Regions from separate parts of the Homo sapiens genome. Here regions 2, 3 and 4 are each linked to region 1. Evidence: chromatin loops called from intact Hi-C (ENCODE). Cell type or tissue: heart left ventricle. All regions are shown on one strand. Links, peaks and the distances in the headings refer to the core of each region. The heading gives the core; the rest is flanking DNA. Region 1 overlaps LOC127898557 (a long non-coding RNA gene). Region 2 holds the start of LINC03074 (long intergenic non-protein coding RNA 3074). Region 3 has its middle 9.4 kb from the start of LINC02273. Region 4 has its middle 61 kb from the start of LINC02273.

Evidence for each region. A loop is a pair of places that touch in the nucleus more often than their neighbours do. Peaks named below come from ENCODE experiments on the same cell type or tissue, not always from the same donor. Only the 100,000 strongest peaks of a DNase experiment are listed, where the experiment ranks them.
Region 2: a loop joins it to region 1, with 2.9 times the contacts of the local background. A loop is called at or near these places in 5 of 110 quality-filtered maps.
Region 3: it touches region 1 in a loop (14-fold over the local background); 4 of 110 quality-filtered maps call a loop at or near these places.
Region 4: a loop joins it to region 1, with 23 times the contacts of the local background. A loop is called at or near these places in 15 of 110 quality-filtered maps.

What each region holds. Positions count from the first base shown.
Region 1 is chr4:151,805,066-151,808,962 of GRCh38, reverse strand. The region is part of intron 2 of LOC127898557 (a long non-coding RNA gene); the gene reads right to left. The region is part of intron 2 of LOC105377488 (a long non-coding RNA gene); the gene reads right to left. Among named protein-coding and RNA genes, the nearest start is that of GATB, 46 kb to the right of the region's middle. In heart left ventricle, for the core only: no CTCF peak of the experiment used is centred there; a DNase peak (open chromatin) is centred at 1,612; H3K27ac peaks cover 2,500 bases.
Region 2 is chr4:151,955,355-151,959,251 of GRCh38, reverse strand. It overlaps LINC03074 (long intergenic non-protein coding RNA 3074), which reads right to left and starts at 3,275. Exons shown (of 2, transcript NR_183803.1): 1 at 2,996-3,275. In heart left ventricle, for the core only: a CTCF peak has its summit at 1,777; no DNase peak of the experiment used is centred there; H3K27ac peaks cover 1,565 bases.
Region 3 is chr4:152,089,430-152,093,326 of GRCh38, reverse strand. No RefSeq gene overlaps it. Among named protein-coding and RNA genes, the nearest start is that of LINC02273, 9.4 kb to the left of the region's middle. In heart left ventricle, for the core only: no CTCF peak of the experiment used is centred there; no DNase peak of the experiment used is centred there; H3K27ac peaks cover 2,180 bases.
Region 4 is chr4:152,037,533-152,041,429 of GRCh38, reverse strand. No RefSeq gene overlaps it. Among named protein-coding and RNA genes, the nearest start is that of LINC02273, 61 kb to the left of the region's middle. In heart left ventricle, for the core only: no CTCF peak of the experiment used is centred there; no DNase peak of the experiment used is centred there; H3K27ac peaks cover 2,420 bases.

The DNA.
Region 1 (3,897 bases), core at 623-3,122:
CATGCTCTTTTCTTTAAATGAGTGTGACCTCAGACATGGGGTTAGCACAGACAGGTATGTCCCAGCCCCATAATTCCCTTTCTAACCTACTAGCTGTGTTTGCGCAGGCGCCTGCCATTGGGAAGCGCTCTGCGAGCTTTCCTGGGATTGTGCCTCATGAGCCATCACCTGTCACTATGTGTATTTCAAGCCTACTTCTTCCTCTCCCTGACCTGTGAGATGCTAAGAGGAGGAGGGATGGGGTGTCATGCAATATGGAAACCACTTTAAACATCCACTGGGCTGATGGCAATAACAAAATTTATGTAATCCATGAAAGCACAGAATTGGGTAATAAAACTGGATAAATCATTTCTCTTTGTAAAGCAAATTCTCACCAACTGCCACCCAGATCATAACATATGAGGAGCACTGCTCTTCACCTGGGTGCACCTGCCCCCACCAAAAATGAAGTGCCTTGATGCCTCTGAGGATTATGCAGATGTGGGCATTATTTATACATCTGTGTGATGCATCAAGTATCAGAAGGTGTCTCCGGGCATGAGTCACAAGGCCTCTAAAAGCAATGACTCTTTTATAGGGTTTTAGATTACGGTGATTTTCCGTAAATCCTGCCAGAGTCACACAACAGGCCAAGAGCAATTAACATTAATTAAATGATCCCCACAAAGAGGTTGCCTCGCTGACACACTGATAACCTCTAAATGCACTTAGCCTGCTACATTCTTGAAGGTGTTCCTTCAGCTGCTCCGGGGGCACTGGGCAGGCTCCCGCTGCCCTGGGCGGCTGCACACACACGTGGAACACCACTGTTCCTGCTGCGATGTGTGCATAAGAACTACCTGGAGATCATGCTAAAATGAGATTCTGATTCAGGAGGTCACAGATGGCACCTGGGATTCTGCATTTCTAACAAGCTCCTTGATGATGTTGACGCTGCTCATCCCCAGACCACACTTTGAGAAACAACACTGTACAAAGCCCCGGACACAGACCCGGGGAGTGGGGGGAGGGGGTGGCCTGGGTTGGGTACAGGAGAGCAACTCTAAACATCCAGTGCATTGCTAATGTGCTGGCCTCTCCAGCCTGCTTTTCCTATCCCCGGGAACCACCAGTGAAGAGAACTAAGCAAGCAGGACATTGTGCAGATGCTAGGGTTAACATCAAAGCTGACCAAAACCAGCTTCTGAGAAAAAAAAAAAAAAAGGAGTCCAGGAATAGCTCCACCCTCATCCCCTCTGCATTTTGCACCTGTCTTTTAGAGAAATCACCTGGGATTTTCTAAAGAAAGCCACACCCCACCATTATGAAGCACTTGGAGTTGGAGCTTTTTCCAAGATGGAAGGGTGGGGACCAGAAGACAACCTCTTTAGTGGCGCCAAGAACTCCTGTCCCTAGGCAGAGAGACACTTCTCTGTCTTTACACCACAGGGCACGATGATGAAACTGGATTTAAAGGCTGGCACACCGCCAGTAATGAGGGCCAGGGTAGGGAGCTGGGGACTATAAAGGCCAAGAAATCAGGGTGTAGAGAGAGGAGGCAGGAAGAATGTGAGTAGTGGGTGCGTCAGGAATGGGCAAAGGTCAAACATTTGAAAAATAGCCCGAGAAGCTTTGGCAGGGACTTCCTGACTGTGGAGTGGTGACAGCCGTGAGGAGGTGACCCAAGTGTGGCAGCCAGCAGAAGGAAAGAGCACTCGGTCAGGGCCAGGATGGGAAATTTAGAGAAAATAGTACAGAGAGAAGTTAGGAAGCTACCAGGGCCCATCTCGGGGAGCAGATGTGAGTTTGTGGCAGCCCTATAAAATTGTAGGCCAATCAGTTGTAAAATTATATCACAATTTTATAAAGATGCGGCTGCAGAAAGCATCAGTAACAACTGGGAGTGGAAGGTTTCCATTTTAATTCAGTAATGACATGGATGAAGTTAGAAATGTCTCATGAGTCCACAGAAAGGGGTTTGGATACTTCTCTTAAAGTAACCTTGTAGCATTTCCTGATCAAAAATAAATTCAAGCATGAAAATATTGGGGAAGGAAAAGGGGAAAGTTCACTTTGGTTGATGAGATCTTAGAAAAAGAAGTCACAGGAGAAGCGGAGGAGAAGGCCCAGGCATTTTACACAGAGAATTCTTGGGATTCCTCAGAGACTGGAGTCATCTGACCAAGAAATGTGCCCTTGGGTCTGTAGCCTTTTTCTTCTCTCTGACACCCTTCCTCCGTGGATTTTCAGTGCAACACGAGCCAAGCTGGCTATTAATAGAGCAAGAACAATTTTACCACGGGATGTGGTGTTTAATTTAAAGAGACGTCAAAGAGTGAGGGGCAGATGGCTGGGCAGGCAGTGCTTCCCAATGACCTTGGTGAGCCCCTGACTCATCCCAGATCTTACAGATCCAGAAATGTGCTCTGACGAATGAGCCCTGAGTTGATCAAGCTTTAGTGAAAAAAATGAGAAATGGATAAGCCAGGGGTCTGCGTATTAATTTCTAGTAGATCTATGGGTAGCTTGAGAAATGAGAACAGTTATCAGTTCGGGTGATCATTTCTGGAAAGGTGTTCAACTCAAGGGACTCAATTATATATCTCAAGATCACCAGCATGTGGAAAATCCCAAACCTTAAAGCTCAAACAGAAAAATAAGCAAGTAATTCTCAAAACACTCCTTCCTCACACCATAGTGAAAGAATGACCAATTCTTGTTTATCCCACTCTACCTTCCCATAAATTTAGTGCACCCCCCTCTCCTGCAAGCACAGCTTCACTCTTACTGGTTATTTGATTGGTTTCCTAGGGCTGCCTTAACAAGGTACTACAATTCAGCGGCTTAAAACCAGAAGTGTAGGGCCGGGCGCGGTGGCTCACGCCTGTAATCCCGGCACTTTGGGAGGCCGAGGCGGGCGGATCACGAGGTCAGGAGATGGAGACCATCCTGGCTAACACGGCAAAACCCCATCTCTACCAAAAATACAAAAAATTAGCCGGGCATGGTGGCGGGCGCCTGTAGTCCCAGCTACTCGGCAGGCTGAGGCAGGAGAATGGCGTGAACCCGGGAGGCGGAGCTGGCAGTGAGCCGAAATCGCGCCACTGCACTCCAGCCTGGGCAACAGAGTGAGACTCCGTCTCAGAAAAAAAAAAAAACACCAGAAGTGTATTCTTTTCTCACAGTCTGGAGGCCAGAAGTCCTAGGTCAAGGTGCCAGCAGGGCTGTGCTCCCTTTGAAACCCATAGGGTTTCACCCTTGCCTCTTCCTAGCTTCTACTGGCTTGCTGTCAACCTTTGGCTTTCCTTGGCTTATAGCTACCAACTCCAATCTCTGCCTTCATTGTCACATGGCATTCTCCCTGTGCGTCTCAGTGTCTCTTCTCCTCTTATAAGGACACTAGAAGTCTATCCTACTCCAGTATTTCATCTTTTATCTACATCCATTATCCTCATCTTAACTAATTACATCTGCAACAACCTTATTTCCAAACAAGGTCACATTCTGAGGCATAGGGGATTAAGACTTCAATTTTTGGGGGGGACATAATTCAACCCATAACATAACCATAACCATAATCATAACCGTTATGCCACAGTGTGGTTCAATTTCCAGGCCGGTGTTGAGATAACCATGGCTAAGTCCAGACCCTGCCTTTAAGGATTCCACACTCTATTGAAAGATATATATATATACACACACATATAATATATATATAGTAGCATATATATACACACATACATATATACATATAATTATATTACACATAACATAATATATGTAATGTAATTACATATGTAATGTAATCATATATATGAAAATTTAGTTGGCAATTTTCCCCTGGCTTCAGGAAAAATCCCCAGACCAATGAAACCACAAAAGCCCTGGGCTGGATCCCAGCAGAATCAGTGTATA
Region 2 (3,897 bases), core at 455-2,954, 150 kb before region 1:
GTTGCCATCATCATTCCTTCCACCTCTTGGCTTTCCCTTCCAAAGTGGTGGCCCAAAAAGCATCCGTCACGGAAAATGTCTCTTGTTGTTTTTATTTATTAGATTTATATTCTATGTAAGACGACTTTAAGCATCTTGAGGGCAGAGACCAATTCTTACACTCCAATGCCCAAAAAAACTCCCTTAGGGCTAAGTAATCATCATAATAGCTGACACTTCTTGAGCATTGCCACATGCCACTGTCCCAAGTGCTTCATGGGGATTAGGGCTTTTAACTCTCACACCTCTCAGTGAGGTGGTAGCTTTATTATCTCCAGGTGAGGAGATGGAGGCACAGAGAGGTGAATACCTTGTCTGAAGCCACTCAGCCAGGAAGTGGCAGTTTGGCTGTAGCAGTAATGCTACTGGCTGAGTCTCACCCCTGCCGCCCCACAAATCTGTTATTGAAGTCCTGAGCCCTGTTACCTCGGCTGTATTGAGAGACAGGGTCTTTAAAGAGGTATAAGTTAAAATGAGGTTGCTCCTGTGGACCCTAAACCAATATAGGTTATGTGGTGTCCTTACAAGAAGAGGGAATTTGGACACAGACAGATACAGAGGGAGACCCCGTGAAGGCACAGGGAGAAGATGCCATCTGCAAGCCAAGGAGAGGCCTCAGGAGAAACCACCCTGCTGACACTTTGATCTTGGACTTTCTGCCTCCAGGACTGGAGAAAATAAAGTTCTGTTGCTGCTTAAGCCAACATGGTGGCTTCACCCAATCTGTGGTATTCCATTACGGCAGCCCTAGAAAATTAATGCAGGTACCTAGTATTTTAGAAAGACCTGGAAGGCATTGCTTTATTTATGAGGTCACTCAATCTGGCCCTGCCGTCTCTCCTGTGTTACTGTGTGGAGGTGGCGTCTCTGGGTCCGAGGCATCTGGCATCCAGCAGCCTGAGATGCCCATGGTTTCCTCAGTGCTACATGTGCCCTACTAGGTAGAAACATTCATCCTCATCACACAGAAACTGTTATTCACTGGCTTACACCTGATACAAATCATGGAACTTGGCTTTTTCATTCATCCGTTCATTAATTCATGGAACCAATAATTATTCCATGCCTGCAATGTCTCAGGCACTTTCCTGAGTACTGGGACTGTAAAGGTGACCAGAAACGTGTTACAGTCTCAGGGAAGTAATCGTACAAATACATGTAAAATGTATTTTAATCAAGTAATCAATCAAGTAATATAAAATAATCAATGTGGTAAGAATTTAAAAAGACAGACGCCATGTGATGGAAGCAGAAAGTAGGGGGAGTTGGCCAAGTAAGTGGGGGTCAGCAAAGGCGTGAGCCTCTGGAGATGGGGAAGATGGGCTGTAGTTAATTACACAGAGAAGACACAGGGAGTATCCAGCAGGGGAGACAGCAGGGCCGAGACCCAAAGGAAACAACCCAACACACACCAGCCCTGCCTCTCAGATGCTTGCAGAATGGAGGGAAAAGGGAAGGAAAGGAGGAAGGAAGCAAGATGAGGAGAAGAAAAGATAGAGTAGAAGAAGGAAAGTCAAAGGGAAGAAGGAAACCAACATTAATTGAAACGTACTACATTCCCGGCCATGTGCTAGGCATCTTCACATGGTTCAGTTCATATTTTCAGCCATAATAAGAAACAGCTCAACAGGACCGAGAGGAGAATGAGTGCCTCCTTATATTTTAGCCCCCAGGTGCCTCCCTTGCCTCAAGGTCACCCAAGCCCGCAGCTCTAGACTAGACACATGTTTCCATATCCCTGTGGCCTGGGCCACCAGCAGGAGGCCACCCCACTGTGCTGCAGCAAGCCCTCTCTCTGAAGCCCAGCACAGGAGCAGCGTTCTCTGAAAGCCTCACACAACCAGTTAGGCGCCTGGACAGTCCCCGCAGCTGAGCTACCACAGCCTGTGCATTCCATTGTCTCTGCAGCCTCCCTGCAGGACTTTGAACAAAGCCCGGGGGGCTGGTGAGGATAACAGAAGGTCAAGAATTGGTGGAATGTGATAGGATGTGCTGAAGGATTCAGATTCTCAGGAAAAGTCCAAGATAGCAGCAAGAATTTATAGCTCAAAACCAAGACCTGGAATACAAGCAGAGAGATAAACTGGGCTATTTTAAATTGCTGCCCAAGAAGTGCTTTTGTGCTATATATATACCAACAGAAAAAGAGAGAGAAAAGCTCAGATCAAAAATATTTTAACATACATTTACTTGCCACTTTCAAAAGGCCTGGTAACACTTAGGTCAGAGGAATTCCTTCTATTTTCTATAATCTATCACAGTGCTTAGCACTGTCATTCTCCCACCTCCTTTACTAAAGAACACAAGTAACAGCTAAATGAATTTTGTTAACCCAATATCTCCAAAAGTATGATTGAGAGCCTTGTCTTTTACCTAGATCAGCATCTATATTAAAGTCCACAAGATAATTTTTTTAAACATCTAAAGCTGGGAAAAGCTTTGCTTCCTTTCCAGTAATAAGAGCTATAGAACTTGCTAAGTTTTCCCTTTTACCATGGCTCGGAGTCATGATTAAAGTTCAACTGTTGCAATTATGTTGACCGTTATGCTTAACAATTACCATTTCTTTTATCTGGTTGTGGTTTTCTCTTTCCTATTTCTCTTTGCTATTTACCATATTCCTCTTTCCTATTTACCATATTCCTCTTTCCTATTTACCATGGCTTCCATGAACATATTTTTGTTGTAGGTTGTTGCACCTTCTTTGAGAAGGGAGTGTAAACAGAAATCAAACAAGTTCTATTATCTGCCCCTGGGCCAAGCTTCTCAAACTAAGAATTCCTGTCCTTGGTCATTGCTTTAAAAGCCTTAGCCACTCTGACATGACAGAGATACCTTACCTTTCACCTCTAGTTCTCACAGGAAATAATTTGAGTGCAGAGTATATTATCTATTGCTATATAACAAATTACCCCAAAGCTTAGCAGCTTAAAACAATAAACATTGATTATCTCACACAGTTTTCGTGAGTCATGAATGTGGGAGCCACTTAGCTGGGTGGTTCTGGCTTAGTCTCTCATAAGATTGCAGCAAAGTCATTGCCCACGGCTGCAGCATCTGAAAGCTTGACTGGTGCTGAAGAGTCTGCTTCCAGGGAGGCTTGCCACACTCCTGGTAAGGGAATATCGGTTGTGAGGGGTGCTCAGTTTTTTTCCACATGGGCTCCTCCATACAGCTGCTTGAGCATCTCACAACATGGCAGCTGGTTCCCCCCAAGCAAGTGATCCAAGGGAGACAGCAAGAACAAAGCTGCAGTTCCTTTTATGACCTAGCGTACGGGGTAACACATCATCATTTCCACCACATTCTATCCATAAGAAGTGAGTCACTAAGCAGAGACCACACTCAAAGGGAGGGTAATTAGCCTCCACCTTTTGAAGGAAGGAGTATCAAAGAATTTATGGACCTATTTTAAAACCACCACTCAGATTATAAAACTATTTTCTTTTTTTTTATGTAGGTATAACCAAGGCACAACTTGGTATTTGACATTGCCTTTACCTAGCTGCAAACTGGGGTAGAAAAAAACATGAAGGTTGGGCACGGTGGCTCACACCTGTAATCCCAGCACTTTGGGTGACTGAGGTGGGTGGGTCACCTGAGATCAGGAATTTGAGACCAGCCTGGCCAACATGGTGAAACCCCATCTCTACTAAAAATGCAAAAAAACCTAGCTGGGTGTGGTGGTGGGCACCTGTAATCCCAACTACATGACAGGCTGAGGCAGGAGGATCACTTGAACCCAGGAGGCGGAGGTTGCGATGAGCCGAGATAGCGCCACCACATGCACTCAGCCTGGGTGATAGAGTGACACTCCATCTAAAAAAAAAAATAAAAGCATGAAAAAGAAAATGTTTT
Region 3 (3,897 bases), core at 914-3,413, 280 kb before region 1:
ATAGAATGTTATTCAATTATTTAAAATGAATGACTATAAATGTTTAATATGCATTTATATACCTTGTTTTGAACCTGTAGGTAGAGGCCTACTCCCCAAATAGTGGTGCCTCACCCACATTACCCACATAATCTTCCCATTGTCCAGCATGTGTAGCATCTCTGAGGGCCGATGACTGGGTAACCCTTCATCATTGATATTCTCTAAGGCATTCTCTGCTCTGCTAGACTCCATAAAGCAAAGTCCCAGCTCATATTCTCTCAGCTCCTTATAGAAATTCCTTCACTAAGCTGTGCTTTAGTATATTATGTCTTCTGTCTTTATAGAGGGTCCATAAAAGCAGCGCTCTGTTGAATGGTGTTTCTGACTCTTTTGCGGAACTTTCGTTAGCAGTATTTCATGCACTCACTGCACTGGAAGTTGACCTTAATGTGGCCCCCTTCTTTTACAAATGAGAGTAAGAGAGTAAGGTTCTCTGTGTCACTCAGTGTCCTTTATCCAAGGACCTACGTGATGAATTTCTACCTAAGTTTCCTACCAGGAAAACGTTTTGTCTCTGTAGATGAATATGTATGCTTTACCTTGTTGGAAAACAAAACTCTGTGCAATCCAATATGCTTCTCTTTTTGGCTTAGCTGTCAGAAAAGTTAGAACCAAATTAAATGCCCAAGTGTTAGAATCTGCTCCACTCAGGTGTCTAAAACCATCTATTTCTTTTGCATTCTTCAGCAAGAGTGTTATCCTTAAATGCCTTCTCTTGCACTGTATTTTAATCTTTAAGCTGCCTCAAGTCTTTTGGAAGTAAGTAGGATACAAATCTTAACTTAAAGAAAAAAAAAAAACTTCTGAATGTTATTCCAAGCCATCTTCTGTTGTTGAGTGTGAAATGCTTTGGCTATGGAGTGGAGGCAGCCTGGATGGGACTTCTGACTTTCTTACTTCCCATCTCTATAACCTTCGGCTTGTTACTTAACCTCTCTTGAAATCATAATAGCGACATCATAGGCTTGTTGAAAGGATCAAATAGGAAATGATACATCAGTGAAAGCACCTTTCTGTGCCTGCCAGGTGCTTAATACATACATTTCCGATTTCAGTGTCCAGCCTTGTTCATGAAGTGCACAGTTTTGTATTTATTCTGGCTAGTCTCAGCATCAATCACTATTGGGTAGCAGTGACAAGTTTTCACTTTAACACAGATTCTTGGCTAGGTGCAGTGGCTCACGCCTGTAACCTCAGCACTTTGGGAGGCTGAGGCAGGAGGACTGCTTGAGCCCAGGAGTTCAAGACCAGCCTGGGCAATAAAGTGAGACCCCATCTCTACAAAAAAAGTTTTAAAAATTAGCAGGGTGTAGTGGTGCATGCCTGTAGTACCAGCTACTGGGAGACTAAGGTGGGAAGATCGCTTGAGCCCAGGGAGGGCTGCATTGAGCCAAGATCATGCCACTGCACTCCAGCCTGGGTGACAAAGCGAGGCCCTGTCTCAAAAAAAATTTTTTTTAATATGAAAACAAAAAAAACATAGATTCTTATATTTCTCATTAACCTTCCCATTTAAAGGTCATGTAACTGATATAAAATTATCACTCTGTTCCTGTGATTTTAATTATGAAGGTAAGTTATGTAAACGACAGCACAACACTCCACTTTGTGGAAATGGAACCGAGGTTCTTTGATTGGCTGTTTTGGTTGCTATTTTCAGAGCTTGGCACTGTTTCTGCTTCTGCCTCTTAGGCTTATAGATGGCTTTGAGATTTCATATTGTAAATATAGGGAATATGGCCCAAAAAAGGCTACTTGCTTTTCTTCTTGCCTTAAGATGGGATGAATTTAGAAACGAATGAGGAATATAGAACATTCTACATATATTTGTCATTAAATGGTTTCCCATTTGTTTAGAAACCCCAGGACCCATAACAGAACAATCGCTTTATAAAACAATCTTAAATTTTTAGAGTGGCTTAATTCTCATAATTCCTTGTGAGGAAGTCAGTGAAGAAACAGGCTCAGAGAGACACCAGGGTGTGTGCCGGTCCTATAGCTGCTGGTTATTGTACCTGCCTCTGCAGGGCTAGTTCCAGTCCTCATCAGACCTTACCCCTCACGTAGGACTCTGGTGCCATGCTCCCTAGATTACTAAAAGGCTCCAATCCCAGAGACATTTACATTCTTTACTGAGTTCAAAGGACAGGAGTTGGGATTAAAGTTAGTAAACCTTCCAGAGCTGTGCTGTGTAATTCAGTAAACACTAGCCGCATTTGGCTCTTTAATTTAACTTTTAGTTAAGATAAAATAAAATTTAAAAACCCAGTCTGTCATTTGCACTGGGCACATTTCAAATGCTCAACAGCCACATGTGGCCGGATGGTAATCATATTGGACAGCCCAGGCGTAGACCGTTTCCGTCATTGCAGAAAGAGCTACAGTGCTATTCTAGAGCCATTTCCTACCTGCATGGGGGCAGAGGCAAAACAGACATCATTGCATGTCAAGCATTTCTTACATCCCTAAAGAGATGAAAGGAGGAGGGGCTTTGCCACCAGGGCTCTTGACAGTGACTCACCCCAGGCCTATCTTTTCTGTTGCCTGTACATTTTACACTCAAAGCCTCTTACACAGTTAGAGAGAGCTAGTTAGCGCAGGCAGTGACCAGGCCTGGGAGCAATTGGCAACCGCCAATGTGCTTGTGCATTTAGCGGAGTGACTTAGTTAACGTTTGGAAAGTGGGGAGCAATCTTAAATACCTTATGGAGAGCTGCACGCAGTGGTTCATGCCTGTAATCCCAGCACTTTGGGAGGCCGAGGCGGGCGGATCACCAGGTCAGGAGTTCAAGACCAGCCTAGCCAACACGGTGAAACCCCGTCTCTGCTAAAAATACAAAAATTAGCTGGGCGAGGTGGCACATGCCTGTAATCTCAGCTACTTGGCAGGCTGAGGCAGGAGAATTGCTTGAACCCGGGAAGTGGAGGTTGCAGTGAACCGAGATCACGCCACTGCACTCCAGCCTGGGTGACGGAGCAAGACTCCATCTCAGAAAACAAAACAAAACAAAACAAACAAACAAAGAAAAAAACCTTATGGAAATATTGCCCTTAAAGCATTTACTTTCTCAAATAGAGTTCCCCTTCTTGCATGGCCATGGTGAAAGATTCAGTATCTACCCCTGAACAGGAAGGGCAAGGGATCATTAGGTTTCTGAAAGGCCAAACTTGGCTTCCATTTGCCCCTTTTTATATTGATTTAGCTAAATTAAAGTGTTTCTGATATAGTATTTAGGTGCTTATGTGGTTTCTAGCTTCCATGTAGAAACCAGGGAGGTTTCTACATTATGTATCTTGGTATATAAAAATAAACAAACAAAATGCCCTCAACTCTTGAGTCTCCTGTGTCTCTGAATCCAGATAGTCTCCTAGCTGACCTTGACTTTTCTTAATTCTCTGCTTCTCTGGAGGATTTGGCTCAGGGACAGATCCCTTGCTGCAGCACCCGCATGGTGCCTTTGAAGCTCAGAACAATCTTTTATTCTGGTCCCAAAATAGTGCCTCTGAGATTACCCCTGATACCCAGGCTGTCATTATCCTACGTTTCTGGCTCTGCCTTCCCTTTATTCAGATAATGTCTGGCACACTGAATGTTGTGGCTTTCTTTTGCCCCTGACTTCCCACTTCTCCCCATGTACTTTGTTAATAATAATAAGCACCATCACCACCCACTGGACACTTATTCTGTGCCAGAAACAGTAGTGAGTGCTTCACTAGAATTAATCTCTCCACCTCCACCACCACCACCTTGCTCCAAGCTGCCTTCATCTTTCACCTGGAAAGATGCTTGCAGAAGCTTCCTGACAGGCTTCCTTTCTTTTGTCTTTGTTGCCTTCACTCTTCTCTCAACAGAGC
Region 4 (3,897 bases), core at 561-3,060, 230 kb before region 1:
GTGGCAGGCATCTCTCCACCAGGAGGGAGACGCTGGAGGAAAATAGAGACTTTTAAAATGGCTTTGATGACCCAAACCCCAGGAACTGTGAAGACTAGGTTGGCAGCAATAAAGCAAACACTAGGAATAAATGAAACAGTGCTTGCCTCTAAAAACCCTGGGGAGACCCTGGCTCCTGTTTTGAGCTGGGCTGTGTCAGGAGCTCACATGTTCAGAAGCTGATTATGTGCTAGGCACTGTGTTGAGCCTTTAAAATACATACTTCCATTTAGTCCTCACAGTCAGCCTCGAAGGTAGAGAAAGTGTTCCCATTTAACAGATGAGGACACTGAGGGTATGGGAAGTCTAGAATTTATTTAAAGTTAAACACAAACTGGAGGTGATATGCAAACTCAGGTCTTTCCTTAAAACCCACACTCTTCCTACTACTACTGACTGCCCCTTACAGAAAGGATGGGATTCACTCATTGAGCACATAGTCCTCAATCACTCATGGTGTGAGCTCCTGTTTACCACACCTTTGGGATATGCCAGGCATGTTTTATGTTTTTTTACATGTGCTAACTCATGTAATCCTCACATGCCTTATGAAAAGCTCTTCTATTAATATTATTCTCATTTTGGAAATGGAGGCACAGAGAGGTTAAATAACCTACCTAAGGTCACGCAGAATAAACAGTGCAAGGATTCAAATCTAGGCAGCCTGGATCCAGAGCCCACATACTTAACCTTAATACTCATGCTGGACTGGGTGCGGTGGCTCATGCCTGTAATCCCATCACTTTGGGAGGCAGATCACTTGAGGCCAGAGGTTTGAAACCAGCCTGGCCAACATGGAGAAACCCTGTCTCTACTAAAAATTCAAAAATTAGCCAAGTGTGGTGGTGGGCACCTGTAATCCCAGTTACTCAGGAGGCTGAGGCAAAAGAATCGCTTGAGCCCCGGAGGCAAAGGCTGCAGCTGCAGTGAGCCGAGATCACACCACTACACTCCGGCCTGGGCAACAGAACGAGACTCCATTTGGAAAAAAAAAAAAAAAAAAAGCCGAAAACACCAAAGAAACAAAAACTCACGCTGTATTCTGCATCCCAGTGGATGTCCCTGTGTGCCAGGCTTCTTCTCCATCCTAATGTTTCCTGTCTAATGTGCCCACTGGAGAGGCTCTCTGGATGGGAAAGCTGACGCCACTGAAATTTTCTGGGAACAGAAGGCCAGAGGTGGTGGGTGGGAAGCTTTTGTGGCTGTCAGTTCTATGCTAATGACATCTGCTTCTTGGCAGGGGCACCTCTGATCCTAAGGTGAGATTAGTTCAGTCCCTTTCAGCACCTGGTTTTGGGATCTGAGAAGTCTGAATGTTAGGGGTAACAGTGCATGGACCAGGGAGGCAACTCACCCAACTACTCTGCTGTCCAAATAATTTTTTTTTAATTAAAAACTCCTCTTGGGAGATTATAGGGAGAGCACAAGCAGGTGGTGCTAAGAGTGAGAAAAATCTTCTCTGTCCCTTGGGGAATGACTAAGAGCAATGCCTATTCTACTGAGATTTGCAGTTCAATTTATCTTCCTTAAATGACCACATAGGAAAATGATCACAGCAGCGAAGCGACATTAGAAATGTGGAATGGATAAATAAAACTTTGGATGAGCGCACCGGCTGCTGAACCCATTTGAAAAATGGAGATCTGAGAAGCACACAGACTGAACTGTGAGAAGCCCTTGGAAGGAAGGTGTCGGAACAAATGTCAAATGTTTATCTGGACTAAAAGATAAACTGATGTGCACAAGCCCTCAGGCCCTTGCAGGTTTCCTTCTTCATGGGCAAGGCTGTGGTTTCCATAGGTCATTTCCCTGCAGTGGTTATAGCTGCTTTTAGCATAAGCCAAGAATCACCGTCGTTGGAGGTGGAAGGGGGCCTTTGGGGTCACACTGTATAGTCTGACCATCTCACTTTGCAAATGAGGATCTCAAAAGATAAAGTGACATGAGAGATGAAATGACATGGCCTGGTATTCCACGTGCATTTTCTTGGAGGATGTTTATAAAAATCAAACCAGTCGTCAGATTGGAATGTAGGCTACGTAGCAGCAGCCACTAACATCAGCAAACTCGACGACGTTCCAGATACTCGTGAGCTTTCTACGTACATGATCTCATGTAGTCTTCACAATGACCTGACGAGATTGGAACTAATATAGCCTGTATTTTCCTAGATGAGGACATCTAGGCCTGGAGAGATTCAGTGGCCTAACCGAGGTCACACTGCTAGGAAATGAGAGAGCCACGTCTCAACCCAGCCCTGGTACCACATCCCATGGAAACCCTGCTCTGCTGCCTTCTAACAAGACAAGAGTAGGAAAATGGTCAAAGGAACCAGATGTCCCTCATGGGAATATTATTCTACAATTCAAAATCATTATAAAATCCATGTACGAATATGGTAAATGTTTATTACTTAGTGTTTAGTGAAAATGCAATACTCGATGCAAAAATATTCAGAAGAAAAATGAAAGAACACTTAAACACCAACAGTTGCTGACTAGTGTGGAAAGCTCTTTTTTCTTCTGATTTTTCCCTTTTTGAATTTTCTATAATGTGGTATAGGTCTTTTGTAGTGAACAAATAAATGTAATCATTTTTCTTTAAACAACTATCACTGTGCTCACAGAATCGATAAGAAAAAGACTAAAATGAATGGTAATATATTTTCCTTTCCTTGGCAATAAAAACTAATAAGTAATTGATTTGCACCAAGAGATAGAAGATCATTTTACAAAGTCCATACACAACACAAGTCCCTTTTCACGTTTCATCAGATGCAACAGAAACTAAAATTCCAAGAATTTAAGTTTTGAAGCTACCCTATTTTTGTGACTTGCGTAGCCTAGTCTATTAATAAAAGGAGATAACCTTGCTATGTTTACCAGCATAGTGACTAATCATTCTTTCCTTCTGTCTGTAGCTGAGTTCCAGCCAACATTAAGACTCATGGACACATTGGGTTGGAAGGTTGCTTACTGTTCACCTTCCACACACTCAGGCACAGAGAGGTGAAATCACTTGCTCAACGTCTTGTGAGTCTAAATATTTAAATGCTGAAAATAAACTCTCAGCTCCTCAAGGGCAAGACCCATTCTTTATGGTGCCAATCCCAGCACCCAGGGCAGAAGGCTTCCTTTACTAGATGAGTTAAAATCTTAGTGAGGGGCCAGGATGAAAAGTCCAGTTCAATACACAGAGGCGATGGAAGAAGTGGCTCACAGTCACTAAGCACTTCTTAAGTGCCAAGGACTATGCTGAATACCTTACAGGATTCACTTACAGGGGCTATTCACTAAATAATCCTGTGGTAGTGGTAATATTATTTCTGTGCTGAGAAAAATGTGCCAACCTGAGCCCCTTGCCCAAAGCCATAGAGCTAGCTGGTGATGGGGTCAAGATTTTAACCTAAATTTCAGAGCCAGTCCTTTTAGCCCGACTGGGACTCACAGCACCAACTCAAGCCCTTAGGCAGGTTTTCATTCCCAAAGAGTTCAGAAACTTGCCCGAAGGAAGAAGGGGAACTAGACTGAGTGCCAAATGTCTGTAGGCCTGAAACATGACCAACATATTTGTTGCAATTCAGTAAACCTTAAAATGACCACCTCATAAAAACCAATCCGTGCCTCTTCCACTCTTCTCCATACTCAAGCTTGCCTCCAAGTAAAATAAGTTGTATTAGCCTGTGGTCAACTTGCTCTTAGTTACTTAGGGTGGGCACTCATTTTTAATAGAACTTGTGTTCAAATGTAAACATGCTAACTCAGCATTCATTCAATGTACATATCTCAAGTTTCAGGCCTGTGCAAGGCATGAGGTAAGGATGTGGTAGCAAAGTTCTTTTTTAATATAGCATCTGAC